2 separate regions of the Mus musculus genome follow, and region 2 is linked to region 1. A link is a contact called in ENCODE Hi-C or POLR2A ChIA-PET data. All regions are on one chromosome and are shown on one strand. The core of a region is the stretch at or near the end of the contact, and the rest is flanking DNA. Distances in the headings are between cores, read along the strand shown. Region 1 overlaps Septin9 (septin 9). Region 2 overlaps Septin9 (septin 9).

Region 1 (5,963 bases), core at 242-2,741:
GGAGGGGAACTCCTGGCCTTGTCTTTTCATTTCTAGGTTCTGGCCCTGAGCAACCCTCAGAGCTGTGGGTGGAGGGGTTGAGGTGGGCCAAGCTGCGGTGAGAGAAAGAGGCCTGGAGAGTTTAGAAAATGTCTGTCCTGACATAGGGCCTGGCACTGATGGGTAGGATGGTGAGGCCCATGAAGCTGGACCTGGGAAAGGGGCACTGACCTCTGACCCCAGTCATCTTCCAGATCAGGGAGTCAAGGCTCAGAGAACTTCAGCCACCTGCCTGCAGCCCACAGTATAAGGATGTCATCTGCCCTCCTGGCTTCCTCTGTGTGGCTTTGGATTCTGTGCTGGCATGCAGTCTCCTGGGGAAAGCTCTTGTCCAACAGTTTCCAGGGATGCCTCTGTCTGCAGAGAAAGTGCCCTGAGGTCTCCTGTCTCCTGGCCCTGCTTACCTCCCAGCCTCCCCTTATCCTCTGGCCCAGTGCCAGGTGGAAAACCAGAATAAAGGTTATTCTACATGTCCAACAAGCTGTTAGCAGGAACAGGCCACTCGTCCCTCTCCTGCCTCCCATCTGGGGACCACTCGGGAGGACGGTCTTGCACCAGCACGCAGCCTCTGTGCTAGGCTGGTGAACACATGGTGGGATTCCTCAATAGCAAGCATGAGGACCTAAGAATCATGCCTCGAACCCAAGTAGAAAGTCAAGCATGCTGGTGGCGGGGAGGCAGACACAAGCAGGTCCTTGGGATTCAATGGCTGGCCAGCCCAGCCTACGTGGTGAACCCCACGCCAATCTTTGTCTTTAAAAACAAACTACCTGATGGTGCTCTGAGGAATGACACATCAGACTGTCAGATTACTCTCTGGCCTTCACTCACGCACACAGAGGAATTATAGCCCCTAAATAGAGGACCGGTGTCGGGGAGGCTGTGTGAGCATCCAGGTGGACCCTGGCTGTTTCCGGTAACCCATCTCAAGGTTCTCCCAGTCTCTGCATCTCAAGACTCTCCTGCCACTCATAGCCCTTCATCCTGGCTACAGACACTCTTCCAGGGAGCCAGCTGACACATTTGGCCTCTGAGATTTTTTTTTGAACAGCAATGAAGGGAAAGAATGAGTAAGAAAGAGTGGGGGAAGGTCGGTGGGGAGGGGCAAACAAGCTGGAAAGTCCAAACATGTGTTGTAGAAGCAGGTGCCAGCATGACATCATCAGGAGGGTGGCTGAGGGCCCGAGCCCGGCTCAGCCCAGGAGAAGCTGGCCCGGGAGGCTGCCCTTGGCTCCATTCTGCCCTGCTTGGAGTCGAGAGATTTGTTTCCATTTTAGGGACAGCTCTGGAGGCTGTCCTCTTAACTCCCGGCCGCATTAATAGTTCATTAATTCTGGATCCTTGCTGTGTTCGTTCTTACATGTTCCAAGTGCTGGGTTAGTGTTGAAGAGGAGGCGCAGAGAGAGGGAACCACTGGCTCCAGGCCACACAGCTTAGAGTGTTTGCCTCCGAGCCTCAGCTGGCAGGTGAAGGAAGAGACCTGTGGTTTCCGTAGTGCATGAGGGGGTGGTGGCCTCTGCTTAGCCTCCTTGGCCCAACAGGAGGGGTCTCTGGATACTCCATAAAGTGAGAGCCTCACTTCTGTGGTCCCTCGGGAGAGCTGGCAGGAGGCAGAGATACAGGGGACCGTTGGCCTTACTTGGATTCGCCAATTGGACACGCAGATGCTGCTGTGCTGTGAGGCCAATTACTGCACTGGTGATCTTCACTCCTCTGTGCCTCCTGCTTTGTTTAGAACCTTCTTCTGTGCCCCGCCCCATATTCCCAGGGCTGTCTTCGACCCTGATACAGGATCAGAGCTATCCTCTGCCTGCTGTGTTTTCTGCTGACTCTGTAGCACTTAGCTTTGGGAAGTCTCTGTATGACTCAGTTGATGTGTCTATAAAATGGGTTGCTGGCGTCTTCCTCCCTCCTAAGCCTCTGGGAAGAGTCTGGTGAGAGGTGTTGCTGGAAACCACTTTGTACCAGCGAGTTTTCTGGCTGAGTGTGGTTTGGTTGGTAGAATGCTTGCTCCCATGCAAAAGACCCTTGGGCTCAGACCCCAGCGCTGTATAAACTGAGTGCGGTGGTCCCCGCCCGCCCGTAGTCTGAGCATTGGGGAAGTGTAAGCAGGAGGACAGAAACTCAGGCTGATGCTTGACTCCAGAGTGAGTTTGAGGTCAGCCTGGGCTACGTGAGACTCTTGTTTCTAAATAAACAAGTCAAACAAAGTGCTTTTCGGAGCTGTTCCAGGCACTGGTTTGCTAAAGCTCGGGCCAGCGGAAATCTGGGTCCTTCTGGAGCCCTGGTGCTGAGGGAGGGCTGATGTTAGGGTCGGCTCAGTGCCCAGGAGGAAGTGGGAATTGTCCGTCAGGATAGGAGCCAGCCTAGATTCCCACTGTCAGAAAGGGCTGGGTGACCAGTGATACTGAATAGCCACCCATGAACGTCCGTCTCTGCCTGTCCATGCCTGGGCCAAAGCGAGCTCTTCCCCGGCCCCCCAGCCCAGTCCCTCAGCAAACTCTTCCTGGTGGCCTTTCCTCCCCTGGAGCCCCTCTGGCCTGCACCATGTGACCAAGCACAGGAGGAAGGGCCCAGCTGTGGGAGGTCATGCTGGCCAGGGACTGAGTCTACAGGACCGGCCTCCCAGGAAAACCAGCTGCGTGGGAAACAAGCCAGCAGCTCCGGAAGTCTGTGTGATGCAGTCTGGACTCCAGGCCTGTCACCGTGACCCACTCACGGCTTTCGTGGCTCAGCATCACTGTACCCAGTCACCAGCCAGCTTGAGAGAGACTTGTATGTGCCACCGCTCAGGCCCAGCCCTCCCTATCTACACGGGCATCTCCTGCATCTTCCAGTCCATCCCAGCACAGGCTGAGGAGTGTCCCAGTGGCAGGAAGAAGCTTCCGGCCTGCACTTCTGTGAGGCCTAAAGTTATTTGCCAGATAGATCCTGAGTCTGTTCTCCAGCCCCTCCCATGGGTGACTGACCTCATCCCACGATGCCCCCTGCAGTCTGGCCACCCCAGGAGAGCTAGCCTCTCCAGGTGATTTGTGTGAAGGGCGCCCCCTGGCAGCGGGTAGTGGTCTCACATCTGCTGAGCGGCCAGCCCTGCGCTCTGTGCCTGGCGTGTCTCCTGGTCCACAAAGGCTTGTCTTCACAGCTGGGTGTTTGTGGTGCCTGCTCCTTGCTGGAGAGAGATGGATCCTTCCTTTTCCTGGCTGCTTCACTCTGCTGCCAGCTTCAGGGCCGTGGCCTCAGAGGGCCCTTCCTCTCTTCAGCCAACACAGCTGGAGTCCCTGCCCTGGGAGGCTGTCCGCAAGCAGTGTTGAGGACCTGGCAGCCCAGTCCTTTTGAACTTTATTTTTACACTTTATTTAGCGTGCGTGCCATAGCGCACCTGCAGAAGGCTGAGGTAGCTAATGGGGCTCAGACCCTCCTGCTAATTGTCAGACTTGGCTGCGAGCAGCTTCACCCCCTGAGCCCTCTCTCTGGCCCTGGCTGTGGGTGCGGGGACTAATGGCTTGTCATCATTCATGCTGTGTGAATGCCCTTGGACTACTAGGGGAATATGGTGGAGATGCTGTGAACGCCTGAAGAAGCAGTCAGAGAGGGCATCCTGGCAGAAGCGGCAGCCCCTAAACCATGAACAGGGGTGATAACCATGGGAAATGCTTCAGGGGTTGACCTGGTCCCAGAGGATGGGGGAAGGAAGAGGAGAGAGGGCCAGGGTGGGCCTACTGCCCCCACTCTGAGGGTGGAGGGTGAGGTTGTTCTGGAAGCCACAGAGGAGGCAAACGTTGGTTGTGCGTGCCTGCGATCCCTGTACTTGGGAAACTGAGGCACGAGAATCGTGAGTTTGAGGTTAGCCTGGACTACACAGAGGCAGAGGCACCCTACCTCAAAAACAAAACAACAAAAACCAAAGCAAACCCGCTCTCCACACCTGCCATCCAACCGTTCTCGGAGTGCGTTTGCTGTAGCTATAGGAGGTGCCTACCTCACCCTCCTAGTGTGCCTGCAAGACTCATGAGTCAAGTGTATTTCTGCCACAGGGTTGGCTCCCGTCCCTGGCTCAAGCCTTCATGTATTAAGGATTCTGAGGCCAGGGGGCAGGCTTGTGCTGTGGGTAGGCACTGTCTGCCTGGGGTGAGGGGAAGATGGTGGAGAGGTAACTAAGTTGCCCCATTTGGCAATCCCGTACTGTTCAGATCTGGGCAATGCCTGTTCTGTAGTTACACCGTCCTGGTTCTACTATGGAGTCTGTTGGGCCACACAGCACACTGTCTGGTGACCTGGACCTACCCATATTTCTACCCGAGCACTCTGATCCGATCTGGTCTGCATGCCTTATCAGGATCACGGCAGTCCTACCAACGGCTGCTGCAGACCTAGCCTTACCTGTTCCCCCCTGCCCCATTTGCCAGTCATTGAGCCCAGCTGTCTGCACCGTCTCCTCTAACACTCTTAGAAACTTAGGAGGCCCAGATTGGCTGAGTCCCCGGCCCATGGTCACACAGCAGGTGCACGGCAGCCATAGGATCCGAATCGGACCTTTGACTCACCAGAAGTCTTGCAGCAAAGGCATATGGAAGGAAGCCAGGCAAAGAACAGCTATGGTGGCCTTGTGTCAGGGATAGTGACCTGTAGCCTGCGCTGTGGGCATGCAGTCCCACTGCAGAGATGATCCTGCGGTGAGAGAATAAGCTGTGATCTCTGGGTTTCTCTGTGCCCACCTACAAACAGTGGCGCTTCCTGGAATCTTCTGGTCCCCTGTATGGAGCCTATACAAGGGGCCTAAGAGTCCCAACCCTGGCTGGTCGGCGGACACCATGCTCAGGGGTCAGTGGTAGAGGCAGGTCTGTGGTTATGCTTCTTCTCCCGTGAGGACAGAGACCGTGGGTTGCTCTGGTAGGGTTAATGTCCTGCACACCGGTCTCTAAGAAGGGTGTGTCCCTCCCCACCTCCTTAGCTGGGAGTCAGGCCTCAGTCCCTGCCGACCTTCATCCCAGCCAGAGGGAGAGACAGTGACATTGGAGACAGGAGCTGACCCAGTGAGGGTACAAGCCACCCTCCCTTAGCGCAGGGCACTCCACCCCACCCTCCTCTGCCCAAGCCTCAGTCACTGAAGCCAGCAGAACTCTCAGGAGCCCCTGGAGGGCTTGACCCAGAGGACTCCACAGAGCTGGCCTTGGACAGCCTGCCCTCCTACAGCTTGGGGTTCCCGCCATGCCCGCATTTTTCCTGGGGTTGTCATGCCTGCTGGGGTGGAGGAACCCCAGCAGGCTGCAGATGAATCAGAGAATGTTGACACAAACCCTGGCTGAACCCCAGGGCTCTTTGCAGCCAGCGGTGGCCGTGTTGGAATTGGGAAAGGGACCACGGTGGCGCCTGCCCTACATCCAGTTCTTGGCTCTAGGATGTTTCTGAAGAGTGATTCTCATCTCAGAGAGTTGGTGGGGAAGACTAACCAGCCCAGGCCTGCCAGCGGCTCTGGCCAGCTGCTATTTGTCAGGCGAGGCCGGGACGGACGCCAGGGCTGCTGGAAGTGCTGTCTTCTCATTGGAAGGCCCCTGCTTTTATCTTATTATTATAATTGTTGTTGTTATTATTATTATTATTGAGACAACACTCTATGGACCAGGCTGGCCTAAGACTCAAGGCAACTCTCCTGTCTCAGCCTTCTAAATGCTATGGGGTTGCAGGCATGCGCCATCCCACTCAGCGGGAATTTTAATTCTTTTTTTTTTTTTTATTTGAGGTGGGCTTTCATGTAGCCCAGGCTAGCTTTGAGCTTCTGATTTCCCTGCGTCTGCCTGCTGAGTGCTGGGATTAACTTCACGAGTGTGCACCGCCATGCCTGGCTCGTGCCGCTATGCATGTGTGTATTTTTACATTTCTTTATTTGTGTGTAAGTGCACACGTGGACATCGGAGGACAACTTT
Region 2 (6,679 bases), core at 1,874-4,373, 43 kb after region 1:
TGCTGCCCACCTGGAACCAGGGGAGCCCTGGTTGGCAGAGCTGGCAGAGACCTGAGGCAGATGGCTGAGTGGTGTGGACCAGTTGAATGCTACTGTAGGGGATTTCAGTTCTGAGATGCTATGCAGGAGTTTCATGGGCAAGTCACCGACCCCTGCAGCCTTGGTTTCCCATCTGAGTGCCATGCTGGCTGCAGATCCCATTCTCACGTCTCTGTTTCTCCCTCCCCAGACTCCGAGGTGACTCCCAGCTGTGTTGGCGACATGGCTGACAACCCTAGAGATGCCATGCTCAAGCAGGCCCCCGCGTCACGGAACGAAAAGGCCCCCATGGAGTTCGGCTATGTGGGGATCGACTCCATCCTGGAGCAGATGCGCAGGAAGGCTATGAAACAGGGCTTCGAGTTTAACATCATGGTGGTTGGTGAGTGTTACAGGCCATTCGGGGGGCTAGCCTCAGCCCCAGCTGAGATCTTGCCTCCCTTTGCCTCCCGAGTTCTGGGATTAAGAGTGCCACCATATCTGGCCTATCAGCTCTCCAGGGTAGTGTCTGGGCAAATGTGTGCCATAGGCTGAGGTCCTAAACCAATAGAGTCAGATAGGCTTCCGACTGCAGGGCCTCTGTCTGGTGAATTGTCAGGATGTCTGTTCTGCCCAGATCTTCACACAGCCTACACATCTCTTAGGGGCTGTTGCAGCTACCTAGGCCCACACCTCTGGAGTCTTGGTGTCCCTTCTTGCTTTGGGTGGCCTTCCTAGGACCAGGAAGGAGCTCTGCTGAGTTAAACCAGGCCCCAAATCCCCACATTGGGGTTTAAACCCAACCCTGGACTTCCACTGAGGAGGTGAAGCCTCAGGCAGGGCTATCCAAGGATGTCCTGGTCATAGTGTGATGTAGCCATGAACTGTGTTCTTGGAGAGCCTTCCAACCGGCCTTCCCTTCTCTCCCCAGGGCAGAGCGGCCTCGGGAAGTCCACTTTAATCAATACCCTCTTCAAGTCCAAAATCAGCCGGAAGTCGGTGCAGCCCACCTCGGAGGAACGCATCCCCAAGACGATCGAAATCAAGTCGATCACCCACGGTCAGCACCACGGAGGCTGGGTGTAGGGACTGCGTCTTCCCAGGGTGTGGGGTCAGAGCATAGCACTAGAGAGGTCACGTGACCCCGTGGGAAAATTGGGACTGAGTAATAGTGGGCTGGATTCCCATGGGCCCACCAGGCTGAGCTCCCACAGACATCTGAGGTTTCTTTATACTAAGAGTCATGGCTGGCACCACCCAGAAGAGGTCACTTGCTCCTTGGCATGGCCTCAGCTGTTATCACAGCCCTTTCTGGGACGTACCAGGCTGGCCAGGCAACCTGAAGGCTTGGGGTGACCCGCCTGACTTGGGGTGCTATGGTTTGTGCAGATATTGAAGAGAAGGGGGTTCGAATGAAGCTGACAGTGATTGACACGCCGGGCTTCGGAGACCACATCAACAATGAGAACTGGTAGGTCACTGAGAGAACCTTCCTCTATCAGTAAAAGCCCCACTGGTCTTGGGGCTCCATGATACCACTGGAGGCCAGACCCCCCTGCCATAAGATTATTTCAAACTCTAAAGCCGTGCATTTGGGGTCTAACATTCTAGATCAAAATGGGGTCACCCGGCTCCCATCTGGGGTGGGTTTCCCACCCCAGGGCAAAGATCAGCATGGGGAGTATGGCAGAAAATCTGAAATAAGGCTGGTTTGTCTTTGCAACCACCAGCATTCCTGTATGAAATCAGAGGCTGGTGTCAAGCCAGTTCTGGGAATTAGCCTGTTATAGGGGCCTGGGAGGGCGGGCTTAGAGAGGACGCGGGCAGGAGGGAGCATTCAGGGTGCAGGCTAACCCGGCTCTCCATGCAGCTGGCAGCCCATTATGAAGTTCATCAATGACCAATATGAGAAGTACCTGCAGGAGGAAGTCAACATCAACCGGAAGAAGCGCATTCCCGACACCCGTGTCCACTGCTGCCTCTACTTCATCCCAGCCACCGGCCACTCGTATGTCCCATGCTGGGCCCTTTGTCTTGATGGTGGGAATCCCCAGTTCCCATACAAGCAGGATTCTGTCTGGGCACAGGGACAGGGGCACTGAGTCAGAGCTGTGTCAGCAACTGTCATGGGGCGTCTGTGCCTACAGAAGTTCTCCATGACCTCTAGACTGGGCGGTTCCACGCCCACTCTGCCTTCTTCCCTTTGTGCACAGAGCTGAGGACAGGGCAGACTCTGGGGTGTTCTAGAATCCGGTAGTCAGTCTCTGCAGATGGAATGAGACTCTCGGGCTGTACATGTGCCTGCCCCCATTTCCCGTCCTTGACAAAGATGCTTTTAGGGCCTGGGAGGCTTCGGAATTCCAGGTGCCTTTCAGAATCTCCCTTTGGAATCTCCCGGGGCAGCTAGACTGTCAGTGGTCTCAGTGATCAGGGTTCTTGGCTTCCTGTGAGTCTCATCTGTTCCCAGTACATCCGTGTTGTTCCTCTCCTTGCTGGATATCCTGGTCGCTTGTCCTGACTCCGTGTAGGGTGCATGTCTAGTCCTGGGCTCAGAGCAGCAGGAGCCGGAGGTGGCTCGTTTAGAAGAGTTGAGGAGTCACAGATTTGGTGCTGCTAGAGTGTGCACACTCCCGGCTGTTCCTGGCTCATCCCTGGGTGTAAGAGCGTGGGCTTTGAAGGGACTTTTCATCTTGCACCCTGTCTAGAGGGCAAAAGTCTCACTGGGGTCTGGTTGGAAAAACCCAAATATCGTTGTCTGAGCTTGCCAGTAGTGGCTGTCTCCAGTGGGGTCCACAAGAGCCAGTTCTGGGAATTAGCCTGTTATAGGGGCCTGGGAGGGCGGGCTTAGAGAGGACGCGGGCAGAAGGGAGCATTCAGGGTGCAGGCTAACCCGGCATGCCATTGGCCTCAGCTGGGGCTGGCTTGTTTGGGGTTCTGTAGCTGCTCCGAGCACAGCCTCGGGCAAGGCCAAGGCTGACAGAGGAGACATGGCTGACATGGCTTCAGCAGGGAGAGCCAGAGGCAGACACTTCCCCAGTGGTGACCCTCTGGACTAGGGCCCTTCCTCCAGCCGCTCAGTCCCAGGGGACAGTAGTGGCTTCTGGCCATCATTGCTTGGCTTCTGACTGAAGCTTCACTTCCTGCAGGCTGTCTGGGCCTGAAGATACTGCTATGGGGAAGATGCCATTCCAATGAGAAAATGGTGCCCAGGCTTGGGGTCTGCCAGCCTCTGCCCCATCCCTGGATCAGACCCTGGGTCTCTGCAGCCAGGCTGACCTGGGAACAGCCAGCCTGTCCCAGGGCCTGGAGCTTCTGGATACCGTCCCTCGTGTCTCCTTTTCCCTGGCATTGAAAACCCCACGGCATGACAGTGTTGTGAGCCGAGTCACTCTCTGGGTGGACGGTGTCCAGGGCCAGTTGGACTCTGAAGATCTTGTGGATGAGGGAGCTTAAAGCCAGCTTTACACCAGCTCCCCACCCTCAGCTCCATGAGGGGAGAGTGCTCACCCTACTAAGGCCCAACCTTACCCCTCCATCAACATGGCCCCCACTGGGACCCCTAAACAAAGTCTTTTGCACTGTTCTGTTTCAGGCTCAGGCCCCTGGACATTGAATTCATGAAGCGCCTAAGCAAAGTGGTGAACATTGTCCCAGTCATCGCCAAGGCTGACACGCTGACCCTGGAGGAGAGGGTCTACTTCAAACAGCGGGTAGGACTCATGGCCTCTACCCAGCCCCTTCCCCTCCAGGACTGCCCAGACAAGTGACAGGCTTGACAGGGGCCTGTCCAGCCCTGGGATATATGATAGGAAAGGCGCCTATTCAGCTCTTCACAGCATGTGTTCAGCCTTGGGGGAGCCCCTGGCCTTTGTGGATGTGGGGCTCCCCATATCCAGCCGTCTCAGTGGGGTTCAGAAGGGAGTAGATCAAGCAGATGCAAATGTGTCAGGGCCATTGGACCCAGCATTCCTGAGTTTTATTAAGTGGGACAGTCCACCTCAGTGGCTTCCTCCTTCTCTGCCATGGTCAGGGCCACTGCTGTCTGGGTGATAGGGCTGTACCTGCAGGCGTCTGCAGTAGGGTAAGCCCTGGGCCTCTTCTGTGTGAGGTGACTTTGGAGCCTCTTGAGAGCTCCAGCCTGGGGTTGTAAGAGAGGCCTCAAATCCAATTGCAGAGGCTACCAGGGCTTCCTTCCCTAGCTGTGTGTTGGGGATTTTCCCAGCATGCATAGGGGAGGGTAGTCAGGGATGCATCTGCTGGAGAAGAGACCAGGATGCTCCCCGGTGTTTTGAGAGCCTGGATCTGCTTGAACAGATAAGACAGTCAGCTATTCCCTGGGCCACCCTATATTGACAGCCACGTGGGCTGTCAGTAAGTCGTCAAGCTGGGGAGAGTTTCAGCAGGCAGGTACACCCTGGGCTACCATGCTCATCCTGAGAGGGTTTTCGGAAAGAGGGCGCAGCAAGCCTGAGTTGTTTTCTAGGGGGGAGTGGAGGGGGGAGCTGCACAGAAAGCGCAGGGAGACTCAGGACAATGGCTGCAGGGCCCCTCGGGACAGGCGAGTGCTTCTTGATGCCTAAGGCTTCAGAGCTGGTGATCCTCGGCGGGGGTGGAACTCAGGCGGTAGAGTGCTCTCCTACCATCGAGAGGGCTCAGGGTTTGATCTCAGCACCACATGGAACTGAGCATGATAACTGTCGCCTCCCAGGATTAGGAGGTAGAGGCAGGAGGTTCACAAGTTTGAGGTCATTCTTGTTTATGTAGCCAGTTTGGGGCTAGCCTGAGCTACAGACTTTGTTTCCAAAACGTGGTGGCAGTGGGGCTGGAAAGACGGCTCAGGGGTTAAGAGCACTCAGGTTCAATTCGCAGCACCCACGTGGCAGCTCACAACCAGCTCCAAGAGAACTCAGTGTGCCCTCTTCTGGCCTCCATGGGCACTTAGCATACATGTGGTACACATGCAGGTGACACACTTGTATATATAAAGTAAATGTAAAATGAATCTTTAAATAAATTAGACATCCTCAGGGTGGGCCCACTCAGAGCCTGCCTTTGTTAGGGGATCATGGCTCAGGCACCTGAGTGGCTGATAGCCTGATTCACCCTGTATCTCCCAGATCACTGCAGACCTGCTGTCCAACGGCATTGACGTGTACCCGCAGAAGGAGTTTGATGAGGACGCAGAAGACCGGCTGGTGAACGAAAAGTTCCGGGTCAGTGGGTCAATCTGCCTCTGGGAGGTCAGGGGCGGTGGACAGATAGACGGGAGGCAGTCTGTCCACTCTGGGTCCTCTGAAGGCAAGGCCTGCAGTTTTCCAGGCCCAAGACACAGGGTGTTCGAGGGTGGCACTGGCCCTGCCGATCACTGTGACTAACTCTTCCGTCCCTCTTTCAGGAGATGATCCCATTTGCTGTGGTGGGCAGCGACCATGAGTATCAAGTCAATGGCAAGAGGATTCTGGGAAGGAAGACCAAGTGGGGCACTATCGAAGGTATTGGCTGCTATGCTGCTGCAGTGTTGAAGCTGTAGTTGGGCCTGGGCCGTCACCCATTGCGCTGTGGGTCCCTGTCTCTTGTAAGGACACTGGCTGTAGTGTGCACCTCATGTACACCAGGGTCCCTGAATTTAATGACTTTGCCAGACTTTTGTTACTTTGTCCCACGCACTGAGGGCTGGGGCTCTGAACTTTCCTGGGGTCCAGCACCCCAGGTGGGATGGGTCCAGGGATTTTCTTGGCTCTTCTCTCTACTCTTCCACCCTCTTTGGAACGGAGGATGGGGAAGGGCAGAGCTGCCTGGAAGATGAAAACCCACTTTGTTCCTTGTGACCAGTGTGGTCAAAAGGCCCCACAGAGAAGCAGAGAGTTGAGGCTTTGATTTGGGGGAAATCCCAGTTCTCTAGGGCCCCAGTCTTGCACCCTTCATAGGTGCAGGCTAGACCTCTGTCCTAAGGTCTAGGCAAAACAGGATGGAGCCCAGGATGACCTGGTACTCAAGTCCTCCTGCTTGGCCTCCGGAGCACTGGGATCATAGGTGCCACACCCCAGCTGCTGGAACTCTCCGAGGAGCAGTTTACTCTAAGGCTCTGGTCTGGTTGGTGCTTCCTGGCTCTGGGCATAGAGGCCTCCAGCCAGGACCACCCTCCCCATAGTGGATTACCATTTAACCCTTTCAGTTCCCCAGGTCCCTCCCGCTCATCCTTGTCCAGTGCCAACTCAACCTTCCTTTAACACAGTTCCTCATGCTGTGGTGACCTCCAACCATAAAATTATTCTCGTTGCTACTTCATAACTGTAAGTTTGCAACTGTTACAAATCGTGAACATCTGACACTAGCAGGATGCCTGGGGTTGTAAGTTTGCAACTGTTACAAATCGTAAACATCTGACACGCAGGATGCTTGGGGTTGTGACCCGTAGGTGGAGAACCACTGAGTCACTGGGCTAGTAACCATTGGTCAGGTGCTTGCCTTGAATTAAATGAGTTCCACACTCTGCCCCCCAGAAACCAGGTTTGCTGTTTCTGTGCTGTTTCTGCGGGATCTATGATCTTAGTCTTTGAGATGTGGAGCCAGGAGGGTCAGGGACTCCTTCATTTTCACCCACCCTACAGTGAGCTCGGAGCCAGCCTGGGCTCCCGGAGACACTGTCTAAGAAGAAAGA

The links. A loop is a pair of places that touch in the nucleus more often than their neighbours do. ChIA-PET counts read pairs that join two places held with the same protein, here RNA polymerase II (POLR2A).
Region 2: a map of gastrocnemius shows a loop between it and region 1 (4-fold over the local background). The contact joins two enhancer-like sites. A Hi-C loop is called at or near these places in 33 of 37 maps with a recorded cell type or tissue (CH12.LX, CH12F3, ES-E14 and 13 more). POLR2A ChIA-PET finds 5 or more read pairs at or near these places in 4 of 5 experiments (Patski and embryonic stem cell).

The regions. Positions count from the first base shown.
Region 1 is chr11:117,310,098-117,316,060 of GRCm38, forward strand. All of the region lies in intron 2 of Septin9 (septin 9), which reads left to right. Among named protein-coding and RNA genes, the nearest start is that of Gm34065, 14 kb to the right of the region's middle. Within about 2 kb of position 1,492, at least 3 of the 3 ENCODE cell types and tissues checked have a DNase peak (open chromatin) inside an H3K27ac peak, as active enhancers do; they include gastrocnemius, where a contact is called at or near this core.
Region 2 is chr11:117,351,200-117,357,878 of GRCm38, forward strand. Septin9 (septin 9) reads left to right here. Exons shown (of 11, transcript NM_001113487.1): 3 at 230-421; 4 at 950-1,078; 5 at 1,408-1,489; 6 at 1,889-2,026; 7 at 3,611-3,728; 8 at 5,136-5,231; 9 at 5,414-5,510. Among named protein-coding and RNA genes, the nearest start is that of Gm51932, 19 kb to the left of the region's middle. Within about 2 kb of position 3,124, at least 1 of the 3 ENCODE cell types and tissues checked has a DNase peak (open chromatin) inside an H3K27ac peak, as active enhancers do; it is gastrocnemius, where a contact is called at or near this core.